Regions from separate parts of the Mus musculus genome. Here region 2 is linked to region 1. A link is a contact called in ENCODE Hi-C or POLR2A ChIA-PET data. All regions are on one chromosome and are shown on one strand. The core of a region is the stretch at or near the end of the contact, and the rest is flanking DNA. Distances in the headings are between cores, read along the strand shown.

The links. Hi-C counts contacts between places; a loop is a spot of excess contacts on that map. ChIA-PET counts read pairs that join two places held with the same protein, here RNA polymerase II (POLR2A).
Region 2: a map of Patski shows a loop between it and region 1 (2.2-fold over the local background). The contact joins the enhancer-like site here to the promoter of Dip2b in region 1. A Hi-C loop is called at or near these places in 8 of 37 maps with a recorded cell type or tissue (Patski, heart and left cerebral cortex). POLR2A ChIA-PET finds 5 or more read pairs at or near these places in 1 of 5 experiments (embryonic stem cell).

Annotation. Positions count from the first base shown.
Region 1 is chr15:100,035,740-100,042,821 of GRCm38, reverse strand. It overlaps Dip2b (disco interacting protein 2 homolog B), which reads right to left and starts at 4,158. Exons shown (of 38, transcript NM_001159361.2): 1 at 3,913-4,158. The coding sequence starts at 4,012.
Region 2 is chr15:100,441,107-100,448,188 of GRCm38, reverse strand. The region is part of intron 1 of 5330439K02Rik (a long non-coding RNA gene); the gene reads left to right. Among named protein-coding and RNA genes, the nearest start is that of Gm5475, 21 kb to the right of the region's middle. Within about 2 kb of position 4,477, at least 3 of the 3 ENCODE cell types and tissues checked have a DNase peak (open chromatin) inside an H3K27ac peak, as active enhancers do; they include heart and left cerebral cortex, where a contact is called at or near this core.

The sequences.
Region 1 (7,082 bases), core at 2,909-5,408:
GAAAACTGATCCCCACAAGCTGTCTCTGACCCCTATTCACACACACAAACACACTCTCACACACATGTACATACACAGTGAATAGATTAAAATGTAATTTAAAAAAATTTAATAAAAGTCTACAGGACTGGGAACACTCCTCCGTTACTGGTGGGATTGCAAGCTGGTACAACTACTTTGTAAATAATATGTATTTCAATAAAATGTTAGAAAACGTGAAGGCAAATATCAAACCACAAAAAAAAAAAAAGTCTAGAAGACTGAGTAGAAATTAGTGGTAGAATGCTTGCTTAGCTGCATTCTATATTCCTGATTTGAAAACTCTTAGCATCACAGATTTCAACTGTAGCTCTGGGGTACATTCTTAGCCTACACTTTCATGAGTGAGGTCTCTGGAGGAAGTGACCACGGTCTCACTGCAGGTAAACCGAAACAAAGCTGACCTGCCCATTTCTGAGATTAAAATATGATCTACCCAGCACCTCCCTCTCCTTCTCCGCTCTCCTTCAGCTCCTAAGAAGGTCCTGTCTATGCCTCCACCTTCAAGGTGGACTCTGCCGCTTCCAGGGCCTGAGAGACAGGGAACGAAACATGTAGTGACAGAGCCGAGTGAGCGGCTGTTCATGCCCAGAGAAGTGTTCAAACAAGAAAGGGAGGCTCCCTTCCGGTAACTGTTGTTTTATCTTAAATACCTTTCCAGTTGCCCTCTCTGGGCTGTACTAAGACACGGAAAGACTTGCTCACCCTCCAACCTGCAGTGCAAGCGGTGCCTAACAGCCTTCTTCCCTCACAGTGAGCCCTGGACCACCCAAATCACAGCCTTTGCTACTAACCACACAACCTGGTATTTACAGCTCTCACAGTGGCAAAGCATGCTGCTTCCTCTTTTCTTAGAAGGCAGCCCCTGAACATGGCTCTGTCATGGTCTCCTGTGACGTTTTGTTGACATTTTTAAGAGATGTCCTCTGGCAGGCTCAGAGCTCCTTGAAAGCTGGCTCCTGCTCACCTCTGTATCCTCCGCACAGAAAGACGCAACATACAGGAGCCAATCAGCACGCAGGGACCACAGCTTTGGGAACCATCAGGACGGTGCAGAACTGTGGCATAAACACTGAATGGAGCACTTCCTTAGAGGAAGAAAAAACTATTGTGCAATCACAACTCGGCTATTTAAGCCATCAGATCCCATAATCACATCACAGCTTGAGATAATGGCTCTCACCAGAGATGCAGTTGTAAATGAAGGAACACTTAACCTTTCTGAGTCCAAGTCCTCCCTCTGCTAAACTAGAGGGCCAGGGGCACTGAGTGCATCTGCTTTAACATCAGCAAGTAGCTTAGTGACACTCGGATGACGTCATGAAAGCACCACACAGGTGATTAAAGGACAGATTAAAGGAAACAATTCTCAATGAGCCCCACTACACTGTGGGGTGGCAGATGGCACGTGAAGCTCCTGAGAAAATAAACAGAGACTAAGATAAGAACCCTATCCAACTCATCTATCAAGAAATTAACGTGTAAGTTCATTTTCTAAATGGTTCCCCAGACAGTTCCAGGCTGTCAGGGCAGAAGAGGTCCACGGTGAGCAGCCTGTACCAGCAGACCCACCACACAGGGCTCTGCACCGTGCTCTGCGGCAAACAACCCAGAGGAGGCAGGGACCTGCATCTCAGCAGAGCGGCTGATCTGTGACCAAAGCCTGCAGCAGAACACACGCACAAAGAAAATGCTCTAACAGTCCTTTGCTCAGACTCTCCCTATCTTTAGAACCGAGTAGAGCCTGAACCTACAAAAACCAGCAACGGAAAGAAGGAACTCACCAACGTCAGCAAGTCGGGACAAAGGCTTGAGTGGGGGAGGGGGCGAGGCAAAGTTTTTCTGTCAGAACAGTAATTATGAAGAAAACATTAAAAAAAAAAGGGAACGAGATTAGTTCAAAATATGCTGCAGATGTCACAAACACTACCACAGATCTGGGGATCCCTGATTTATTTTTATAACTTGAACTCTGGATAGCATCTTCCTACATCTCTAACCAACCATCTGTGTACTTGAAGCAGGACAGACAGATGGCCAATACGCTGACACTGCAGGCTCAAGGTTCCTCAACTGCTATTTTCTTCTAGAGTGCAAAGACATAAGATGCAGGACAATGCAGTACAAATCCTTAAGAGAGAAATTTAAACTAAGTCGTGTGCCAATCAAAGTATCCTGCGTGGAAGAATAACCAATTCACTGGTCCTTAAAAAAAAACAAAACATTTAAACCCTGGCATTCCCAGTTTCTAAGACTTTCACACCTTTTCAGGGAGTAGGGTGAGCTAGTCAGTAGTGGAACCTAGAAAGAGCCTTCCAAAGATGTCTAGAAACACCAAGAGCTGTAAACAATAATCGTGTGGAGCAGATCCATACCAAGGGGAGCACCCAGGATTTCCCTTTCCCGGTGAAAGCAATCAGGTCCTATTTTTAATCTCCCCCTCATGCAAACATCCAGGGAAACCTCCCATTCTGGCTAATGAAAGCTATAGCTGATTTGTTACTGAAAGTAAATACAGAACTGTTTTAAAAGATCTGAATGGAATTCGTCACACTCGGTGGCAACACTTTCACAAGAAGATGACAAGAAAAAAACAAAACCTTAAGGGAAATATATTTTAATAAACTACTTCAAATGTTTTTTTTTTTTTAAATCTGGTAAATATTGTAACCAAAGGTATCACCGGGCAAGCAACCCAAAGGTTTCCTATCTTCCTAAACGCTTCCCCACTGATTAATTGAAAAGTAATATGTTGATAATTGCATGCAGGTGAAAAGATCACCACCCTACACATTGGGAAAGCCTTAAAGGGTTATTAAAATTAATTATTTCCTTCAATCGAGTAAGATCTGTGACACTCAAACGCACTTCTGGCTTTTCACTATAAGTGATTCTCAAAAAGGTTTGAAAAAGCCCAGTGTCGTGACAAGTTAACAAAAAGTCGGAACTAGAACGCTCCTGGGAACTTGATCACATTCCTTACTCTTTTCCAATCAACAGTTTTTAGTGAACTTGAAAAATACTGGGGAGGGTCTTTGGCAAGGAATTCAACAATATGCAACTCTGGAGACATCAGCGAAGTGTACGGAAACCAAGCGCGGAGAAAATGCTGCTTTTGTTCAGAGGCCGCCTGCGATAAAAACAGGAACTTTACAGAGAAGCTGATCTCCACAGCACATTCGCCTGACCACATGCCCACAGCCGGCATTGAGGTCCTCATTGTTATCCAAGGCACTTCTCTTGTAACAGAGCCCAGATTTAGTCCATGTTTGAAATTATCTACACAAACCCAACCCTCCCTGTACCAATCCATTGTCAAAAGAAAGAGGGTGCCGGCCAGGATTTGCATGTACCCGGTAGCCACCTCTACAAAGACTCCAAAAGGTGACCAGATAGGAAAACCTAGACTGAATGCAGGTGGCAAGAAAAGCCTGCTGCTCCCAAGGACAGAGGCGGTCTAGAGGCAGCGGATCGGGGGGTCTCTGGGTTAGCGCCACCGCTTCCGACCTCCCTCGGACCCTCAATGGCTCCCCCGCTCCTTTCTCACGCCTGTCACTGGTGAGGCACCTCGCATTGTTAGAGAAGCAGGAAGACGTGCAGCTGCGGCGTCCCCCTGCGCCTCGTTCTGAAGCCGGAGCGAGGGGACAGGCGAGCGGCCCTTCGGGAGCAAGGCAGCAGAGGGGCAAGGTGTCAGCCGGAGGGCGCAGCTTTGTCTCCAGCTGACCCGTCCCCGGGTCCTGCGGGGCCCCCCAGGGACAACAATGAAAGCCCAGCCGCGCTTCGCGGGTGGGGAGCGGCGAGCCCCGCCAGCCCAGCCGCCCACAGGCCGCCGCCCGCTCGCCCGCTCGCCCGGCCCGCCGCGCGCTCGCCTACCCTCAGACAGCTCCAGCTCCAGCTCAGCCAGCTGCGCCCGCACCTCGGGGGGCAGCGCGGCCACCGCGGCCGGCGACGGCTCCAGGCCTCGCTCCGCCATCGCGGCTGCGCCAGCCACACTCCGGAAGACGAGAGGGGGCCGAAGGAGGGACGGACTGACGCGGGCCCACACCCCGGCTACAGGATCCGGCTCCAGCCGCCGAGAGCCGCCGGCGCTGCCGCTGCCGCCGCCGCCGCCGCCGCCATGAGCGAGGGTCACGTGAGCGTGCGGCCCCGCCCCCCGGCCTGGAGCTCGTCCCGCCCCGGAGACGCAGGACGGGCGTGGCTACAGCGCCCTCTACCGCGGATCTTGGAGAGCGCAGGCTGCCGTCGCCTGCTCTGCTCTCCTTGGGAAGATGCGGCACCTGCTGCATATGACGCCTACCTTCCACAAACTCTCAAGCAAGAGGACTCCGGGACGTTGCCCTTACTTCTTCCAGTCCCTCTCACTCGGGAGAGCATGCATCTGTCATGTCTTTTCCCCCATTTTCCCTGATGGACCTGCCTACAGGCCACATCCTTCATCTACCCCAGATTCTGGATTATGCCTGCCAACAACTCTTTGATTTCTTTTTCGGTGCTTCTTGTAATCCCAGCACTCAGGAGGTGGAAACCGGAGGATCTGAAGTTCAAGGTCATTCTCTCCTCAGTGAGAGCCAGCCTGGGCTACATGAGACCTGTCTCAAAACACAAGAAAAAAGATCACAGTCGAACTTGCTTCATCTTGCCTTGACTCCTAAAGACTTATAAAAAGAACTTCTGTGGGAATAGGGGTTGGGGACATGGTTTCATTGTTACAATCGCTGGCTGCTTCTGCAGAAGGCCTAAGCTCAGTTCTCAGCACTGGGCGTCTAATGCCAGCTTGAGGACCTCTGCAGACCTCTACACACACGGCTACATACACCGCATTCGGTATAATGGTGCACGCCTTTTATCCCAGCACACAAGAGGCAGAAGCAGGCTAATCTCTGAGTTTGAGGCCAGCCTGGTCTACATAGTGAATTCCTATTCAGCCAGGGCTACACAGTTAAGACCCTGTCTGGAGGAGCGAGGAACGGAGAGGGGAGGGGGAGGAGAGGAAGAGGAAGAGGAAGAGGAAGGGGAAGAGGAAGGGGAAGGGGAAGAAGAGGAGGAGGAGGAGGAGGAGGAGGAGGAGGAAGAAGAAGAAGAAGAAGAAGAAGAAGAAGAAGAAGAAGAAGAAGAAGAAGAAGAAGAAGAAGAAGAAGAAGAAGAAGAAAGAAAGAAAGAAAGAAAGACATCTCTTTATGCAGTCTTGCCTGACCTGGAACTCTCTACTCAACCGACAAAGGACAAAGATCCACTTTCATCTGCCTCCTTGCTGAGTGTTGGAATCAAAGACGTGCCCTAGCTTGATGGGGAGTTGGGGATAGCTTTTTTTTTTTTTTTTTTAGCCACCTCAGTATGTAACCTATATGTAGTCCAAAAGTACTCATTCTAGTTTAGTATATATAAGGAAGGCCAAAAAAAAAAAATCCCTGTATTCTTTTTCCCCTCTTTTATTATTATTATTTTCTTTATTTACATTTCAAATTTTACATTCCTGTATTCTTACCAAAAACTATTAAGATCTTTATTTTACATTGTAACTTTTGTGTTTAGTATTGAAATTTTGTCACAGGGAGACAACTGATTTATGATTTTTTTCCCCACTGTGTGCATGGGGGGGGGGGGGGTGGCACACACAGCCTGAGGGGATCCTAGTGTCTCTTTCTTTCCAAGGTGCTCCAAAATGGAAGCTGGGGATGTTAGAAGCAGGGAGCCCAGGAGTCAATCCCCAACATTACATAAACTGAGGAGCTAAATTCAAAATCAGTCTGCTCTGTCTCGAGTTCTAGGCGGGCCAGGACTCATAGAGAGATGTTATCTCAAAGCCACCATAAAGGAAAGAAGGAGGGAGGGAGGGAAAGAAGCGTGAGCTCAAAGCTGCTTAGGGGCAAGACGTTGAGATTACCTCTGAACTGAGCTAATGAGTGCTACGGATGTAATCCCATGTAAAGTTCTTGACTCCATGACATTCCGGAAGCCCCAAGATCCACCAATTTGTTCAATTGCACCTAGTATTATTTATGTATGAATTTATTTAGTGTATGGGTGTGTGTGTGTGTGTGTGTGAGAGAGAGAGAGAGAGAGAGAATGCCCATGTGGAAATCAGAGAAGAACTTGCAGGAATCTGTAGTGAGGCCTTGAGGAAGTACTCTTACTCTGGAGTTGTCTCATCTCGGTTTAGTTTAAGACTACTTAATGATTTGGGGGCTGGAGAGATGGCTCCGCAGTTAAGAGCACTGGCTGTTCTTCCAGAGGTCCTGAGTTCAATCCCCAGCAACCACATGGTGGCTCACAACCATCTGTAATAGGATCCTATGCCCTCTTGTGGTGTGTCTGAAGACAGCTACAGTGCATGCATATAAATAAAATAAATACATCTTTAAAAATACTAATGAAAAAAAGACTATTAATTCATGACACCTTCCATCAAGAAATGAGATCCAAACAGCAAGATGGCTCAGTGGGTTTCTAGTCTGACGGACAGCCTGTGTTCAGTGCCTGGAATCCACATGGTAGAAAGAAAAGACTGACACCCAAAAATGAACTTCTGACCTCCACACACACACGCACACACACACACACGTGTACACACATTAAATAAATAAATATATATATATATTTAAAAACCACTGTTAAGAAATGAGCTAGCTCGGGCTGGTGAGATGGCTCAGTGGGTAAGAGCACCTGACTGCTCTTCCGAAGGTCCGGAGTTCAAATCCCAGCAACCACATGGTGGCTCACAACCATCTGTAAGGAGATCTGACTCCCTCTTCTGGAGTGTCTGAAGACAGCTACAGTGTACCTACATATAATAAATAAATAAATCTTAAAAAAAAAAAAAAGAAAGAAAGAAATGGGCTAGCTCAATGATTAAGAGCATCTTTTGACTTCCAGAGGACTCAGGTGTAGTTTCTAGCAACCACACGGTTTCTCACAACCCTCCACAATCCGGTTCTAAGAGCTCTAAGGCCCTCTTCTGGCCTCTGAGGGACCACATATGAAGGCAAAACACTCACACATATAAAAATGAATATATAAATCCTTAAAGAAAGGAAGGGGCTAGA
Region 2 (7,082 bases), core at 3,228-5,727, 410 kb before region 1:
GGCTATATGGCAAGCAAGCAGGTTTTCTGGAGATGGTCCACCATTTTGCATGGCTGAGATGGGTGAGCTCTGAGATGCAGGGTCCTCAGAGACTTCAGCCCAGGTTTGCTTCTCGGTGCTGAGATGCCTTTCCTGTCACTGTTACATGGCCTAATGATTCTGGGCATCAGCCCACCCTATTGAGTGATCTCCTGCAGGATCAATAGGAAGATGTACTTCCATGTAGTAATGCTGTGTAGGCAAACTGATGATTTCATAATTCCTGAATTGGTACAAGTAATGTCAAGCCCTCTATAGAATATACGCTGCAGATAGAGCTCTGTACACCTTCATGTGTCCTGAGCTGATTGCACTCGAAAAAGAAAGCAGGCTTGGAACACATTTACAATCAAGGAAATCATTCCTTCTAGGCTAGGAACGAGGCCTCTAACTGGTGGCTAGAAACCAGACAGTAAATGTTTAGTCAGGTACTCGTCTTAATGGAAAGACATGTAAACAATTCTGTTATAACTCTTTAAGCCTTATTGATCTATGACATGAGCTATTGCCTTAAACTTACTATGAACTTATGGAATGTAAAAATGCTTAGAAAACCATGTGACCAATCATCTGCAGAAGGCATGAAAACTAAGAACACCAATAAATTGGTGGTAGAGCCCTTTTCTTCTTCATCCAGGATGCGTGTGTCTATGTGTGCCTGACTCCCTGCCTTCCTTCTTTCCTTCCTTCCTTCCTTCCTTCTTTCCTTCCTTCTTTCCTTTCTTCCTTCCTTTCCTTCTTTTCTCTCCTCGTCTTTTCTTTCCTATCCTTTTCTTTTCTCTCTGACCCACAAAGAGTTAACAAACTCTGAGCCTCTTGCCTGGCCAGTGAGGAGTCCCCAGTCAAAGAGAAAAGAGCCCAGGTAACTAAGTTCTTCTTCCCCTCTGCTTTCAGCTGGAGCCACAGCCTTTGGCCCTAGTCACCATACCCCTCTCTGCCTTTTACCAGGACCGTGAACATCTGGGGGCACCTCAGCTTTCCAGGAAGCCTCAACTATCAGCGGCTTTCTAACCAGAGCTAACCACAAGCCTGTTGGGATGATGTAAACCTGTAACCCCTGACCTCCAAAGTGGAAGTAGGAGACTCAGAGTACAATGCTAGCCTGCACTATATGAAACCCTGACAAGAAAGAAAAGAATGGGAAAACTCAGAACTTTTTTTTTTTTTTTTTTTTTTTTTTTTGTGGATTTTCAAGACAGGGTTTCTCTGTATAGCCCTGGCTGTCCTGAAACTCATTTTGTGGACCAGGCTGGCCTAGAACTCAGAAATCCGCCTGCCTCTGCCTCCCAAGTGCTGGGATTAAAGGTGTGCGCGACCACAGCCCAGCTCAGAAAATATTTTTAAAACCCCCCATTTGTTTAATTTGTTTAACCTAGTTATCTATCTATCTATCTATCTATCTATCTATCTATCTATCTATCTAATCTATTTTGGTTTTTTTGAAACAGGGTTTCTCTGTGTAGCCCTGACTGTCCTGGAATTCACTCTGTAGACCAGGCTGGTCTTTGAGATCTGCCTGTCTCTGCCTCCCGAGTACTGGAGTGCTGGTGTTGAAAGTGTGCACCACCACCTTCCAAGTTAAAAGATGTGTTTAGGGCTGGAGAGATGGCTCAGTGATTAAGAGCACTGACTACTCTTTCAAAGGTCCTGAGTTCAAATCCCAGCAACCACATGGTGGCTCACAACCATCTGTAACGAAATCTGACACCCTCTTCTGGAGTGTCTGAAGACAGCTACAGCATACTTATGTATAATAAATAAATAAATCTTTAAAAAAAAAAAAGATGTCTTTACTCTTATATGTAAGAGAGTTTTGCCTGCCAGTGTGCCTGGTGCCTGTGGTAGTCAGAAAACATTAGATCACCTGGAACTGGAATTACAGGCGGTTGTGAGCCATCATGCAGGTTCTAGGAACTGTCCTCTGCAAGAACAGCTAGTGCCCTTAACTGCTGAGACATCTCTCCATTCCCAGTTTTTTAAAAACAGGACTTCAGTATAAACTCCAGGCTTGCTACAACCTAAAAGCAATGCTTTTGCCTCAGCCTCCTGAATGCTGGTGTCACAGCAGTGCCACCGGGCCTGGCAATTCTGTTTTCTTTGAGTGATTTGCTGCTGATCATGTTCTCATTAACCGTGTGCAAGATTTTTGATTTTGTATCATCACCTTGCATTTTAAGTAACATTGGTGTGGTGGTTTAAATAGGTTTGCCCCCCATAGACACCATGATGATAATGGACTGAACTCTGAAACTGTAAGCCAGCTCCAATTAAATGTTGCCCTTTATAAGAGTTGCCTTGGTCATGGTGTCTCTTCACAGCAATAAAACCTTAACTAAGACAATTGCTTTTAAAAATCATATTTCGGGCTGGTGAGATGGCTCAGTGGGTAAGAGCACCCAACTGCTCTTCCGAAGGTCAGGAGTTCAAATCCCAGCAACCACATGGTGGCTCACAGCCATCCATAACGAGATCTGACTCCCTCTTCTGGAGTGTCTGAGGACAGCTACAGTGTACTTACATATAATAAATAAATAAATAAAACTAAAAAAAATCATATTTCATATGCTTAGAGGTTGATTGCACCTGTATTTTATTTGTAAACTTTTGGAACTCGCTCTGTAGACCAGGGTCACCCCAAACCTGCCTCTGCCTCTGCCTCCCAAATGCTGAAATTAGAGGCATGCGCCAACACCATTGGCCTTAAACTTTTTTTTAAAAAGGACAGTTTTGTTGGATGGGGTTATGCACCTTTCATCCCATCACTTGGAAGGCAGAGGCAGGCAAATCTTCCTGTTCCAGTCCAGCCTAGTCTACAGAATGAGTTCCAGGATCTCCAGAGCTACGCAGAGAAACCCTCTTGAAAAATAAACAAATAGACAGTTTTTGAGGGAGTCAGTTCTCCTAGCTCCACTGTGGATTCTGGGACTAGAACTCAGGTCGTGACACTTGTGTGACAAGTGCACTTACCACTGAGCCAACTTGATGACTATATTTTTTAAAAGTTTTATATCACATTTACCAACTTTAAGAAATCCCAAGAGCTCAGTTATAGTTTGGTGGTAGAGTGCTTGCCAAGGGAGAACAAGCTGCCAAATTTAGACCCCAGTACCACAAAAGCAATAACAAAAATTAATATTTTTTGACAGTGTCCTGCAAGCACTGTAGCTCAGGGTGGTCTTGAACTCACGATGCTCTCGTCTCAGCTCCTGGTGTGCCAGGATGCCAAGTGTGTGCCACTCTGCCTAGCTACCATGGTTTCACTTTGATCACTCAATGTTTTCAGGCCTTAAAGTAAATTGTGACCAATTGATTTATTTATATTTTTATTTTATTTTATTTTATTTTATTTGAGGAGAAGCAATCTTTTGAGCCAGGGTATAGCTCAGCTGTAGAGTGCTTGTCTAGCATACACCAAACCCCAGGCTTGACAAAAGAAAACCCCTCAACAGACAGCCACCGTCCCCTAAATATGCAAATAAAAACAGGATTAAACATTTGATAGTTTTTCTTTTTCTTTATTTTATGGGTGTTTTCCTTGGGTGTATGTCTGTATACCATGTGCACACTTTGTCCGAGGAAGCCAGAAGAAGGCATCCGATCCCCTGAAACCAGAGTTACAGGTGGTTGTGCTAGGAATCAAACCCAGGTCCTCTGGGGAGCAGGCAGTGCCGGTTGGCATCGCCAGCTCTGTCTGAAGGTTTGATCGTACTTACCTAGGTAAAAGCCAGCAGGTTTGCAACAGGGGCTTGTATTCCTGCATCACGTTTCTCAGTGATGAGTTTTCAGTGCCACACACACCAGGCAGGCATAACACCACCAATCCCCATTTCCGTCTCGTTTCCCGGGGGACTCTGAACACTCCGTAACCTTCCTGCGATCTTGATTTCCACTTTCCTTTCCGGCTTTACTGTTAAACGCCTGGCTTCTCTGTTTGTATGGAAACCGAATACCCTTTAAGAAGGCAAGCTTCTTGCTCTATTTACATATTTGTTCCCTTGTTTGTTTGCATTTGAACAAGCAGAAAATGAAATGGAAAGACCGCCCTCCACAGCAGAGGCAGACCGGCTGGGAGGCAGTGGCCTTGGTTCATGTATGCTGGCCTGACTGCCAGTGTTCTAAAATGACTTTAAAATCCCCTCATTTCACTGCAGGGGAAACTGAGGCTTCGGATAAGAGAAGCAACTGTAGACTAGTTAGAGTCTGCAGTACTTAGTCTAGGACACAGGAACGCTGAGGAGCTGTTAGCGAACTGCACTTCTCAGTGTCTGTGGAGGTGTTTCTAGACAAGGACGGACCAAAATAGGTTAAGGCTTGCTGTGAATATGGGCAGCAAAACCCAGAAAGTCTGCAGCGCCCAGGGAAAAAGATGGGCGTGGCTATGCATGCCCGTGACGCAGCGCTGTGGGCTTTAGAGACAAGAGAATGCTTGCTGCTTGCCAGCCAATCCCGGGTCAGTGAGGGAGGGACTGTCGCAAGGAAATGAGGCGAGAGGGCTATAAAGCAGGAAACCCACCTTCTCTGCCGGTGAATACACACACACACACACACACACACATACACACACACACACACACACACGCGCGCGCGCGCGCGCGCCACACAAACACCCCCTCCCTCCCTTGCTTCCTCTCCTTCCCTCCCACCCCCCCACCCCCGCCCCCGCCCCCAACACCAGCTTTCATGTTGTTTAAGGTCATAGCTCTGTGACAAGCACCCTTACGCGTCATGACTGGTAGCTTTTCTTCTCGGATCGAACCCACGCTGGTCCAGGCTACTGTCTTTAGGGGCTATCAGAGGACAGGGAAACTGAGCTGCCTCTAGGTTAGCTGCAGTTGGGTTCTGGATCTGATCTGACTCAAAGGCATTTACTGGCTTTCTTTCCCCCCAGTGATAAGGAGATCGCTGTCAGGCCTCCCCATGCAGTAGCAAAATGTTATCATCTAGAGATACTGTAATCAGGTAGATACTTTGGCCAAGTTACAGAGAGCCAGCGGCGTTGTGGTAAGCAGGCATTTCCTGCCATGGGACATTTTAAAACAAGGAATATAATGAGCTTCCACCCTAAAGGGAAGATTCTGTTGCGCATGTATGTATTGTATAGAAATACATATAACACATGTTTGTACTTACACAGGTAAGTGTATCTATGTCTATATAGATATATGCACAAACATAAATTATTTTTTTGTTTGTTTTGAATCGGGGCCTCTCTGCATAGCCCCAGCTGGCCTGGAACTCACTCTCTAGATCAGGCTGGCCTCCAACTCACAGAGATCCACCTGCCTCTGCCTCTGCCTCTGCCTCTGCCTCTGCCTCTGCCTCTGCCTCTGCCTCTGCCTCTGCCTCTGCCTCTGCCTCTGCCTCTGCCTCTGCCTCTGCCTCTGCCTCTGCCTCTGCCTCTGCCTCTGCCTCTGCCTCTGCCTCTGCCTCCAATTAAAGGTGTGTGCCACCACCACCCAGCTATACCTGTTGGAGGTGAGGGGAGAGGAAGAGAGTTTTTTTTTTATAAAGATTTATTTATTATTATATCTAAGTACACTGTAGCTGTCTTCAGACACACCAGAAGAGGGCATCAGATCTCATTATGGATGTTTGTGAGCCACCATGTGGTTGCTGGGATTTGAACTCAGGACCTTCAGCCACTGAGCTATCTCTCCAGCCTCAGTAAGGGATTCTGAAACCTCAAAGTCCATGATTAATAGTGTTAGTCATATTAAACATGAGTCTCTGCCACCAAATATTATAAAACTTGTGTTTAGGGCAAAGAACGCAAACCTTCTTTCTTACCTCATAAGACTTCTGTGCACATATTTTAGTCCCCATGACCTGGTAAAATCTTTGTTTACACAACAGACCCTGCTTCATTCTGGGAACTCGATGACCTGGATCTGCCACCCCCTTTCTCCATCTTCAATTCCTATGCACGAGTTCTTTTAAGACTAGACTAGGCTAGGGCTGGAGAGATGGCTCAGTGGTTCAGAACACTGACTGCTCCTGAGTTTAAATCCCAGCAACCACACGGTGGCTCACAACCATCTGCAATGAGATCTGATGCGTGTGTTTCTAGACAGCAACAGTGAACTCATATATAATAAATAAATAAATCTTTGAGAGTTCGAGGCCAGCCTGGTCTACAGAGTTCCAGGACAGCCAGGGCTACACAGAGAAACCCTGTCTCGGAAAAAAAGAAATCTTAAAAAAAAAATAATAAGAGTAGACTAATAAATAAGACTGTGAGGTCTTATCCTAGTCAATGCGGAAAAGACACAGCCACCATGTGCTAGAATAAAAACCAAGTGCATTTGCTGTCTCTGTACAAATCTCCTAGATCTTCAGTTCTCAACCTCTCTAAAGTAAAGCGGCAACCCTTTAATACACTTCCTCACGCTGTGGTGACCCCAGCCATAACATTATTTTTGTTGCTACTTCATAACAGAAATTTTGCTACTGTTATGATTTGTAATGTAAATATCTATGTTTTCCGATGGTCTTAGGCAGCCTATGTGAAAGGGTTGTTGGATCCCAAAGGGGACATTAGCCAAATGTTGTAAATCCCTGCCCTGGATCAAGAGTGAAGTTTTTGCCTGTCATGATGGTGTGGGCCTTTAATCCCAGAGCTCAGGAGTCAGAGGGAGGCAGATCTCTGTGAGTTTGAGGCCAGCCTAGTCTACTTAGTCTACTTAGGAGTTTGAAGACAACTGGGGATACACACTGAAACCCTGTCTCAACAAAACCAAAGTAAACAAATAAATACAATAGAGCACTCTGCAACACATGCACTGAGGTTGCAGGGATATGCAAGGAAAAGCAGGGTTCCTATGCCAACTCATAAAATGTAGTTTTATTGAGATTTTATTTTAAATTATGTATATAGCACGTGTGCGCATGCATATATGTGTGTGCGGTGGATGTGTGTGTGTGCGTGTGAGTGTGCATATGTGTGTTCATGTGTGTAGGGAAGCCAGAGAACAACCCCAGGTGTCACTCTTCAAAAGCCATCTGTGGTGGTTTGAATACCTGGTCCCCAGTTGGCGCAGCATGGC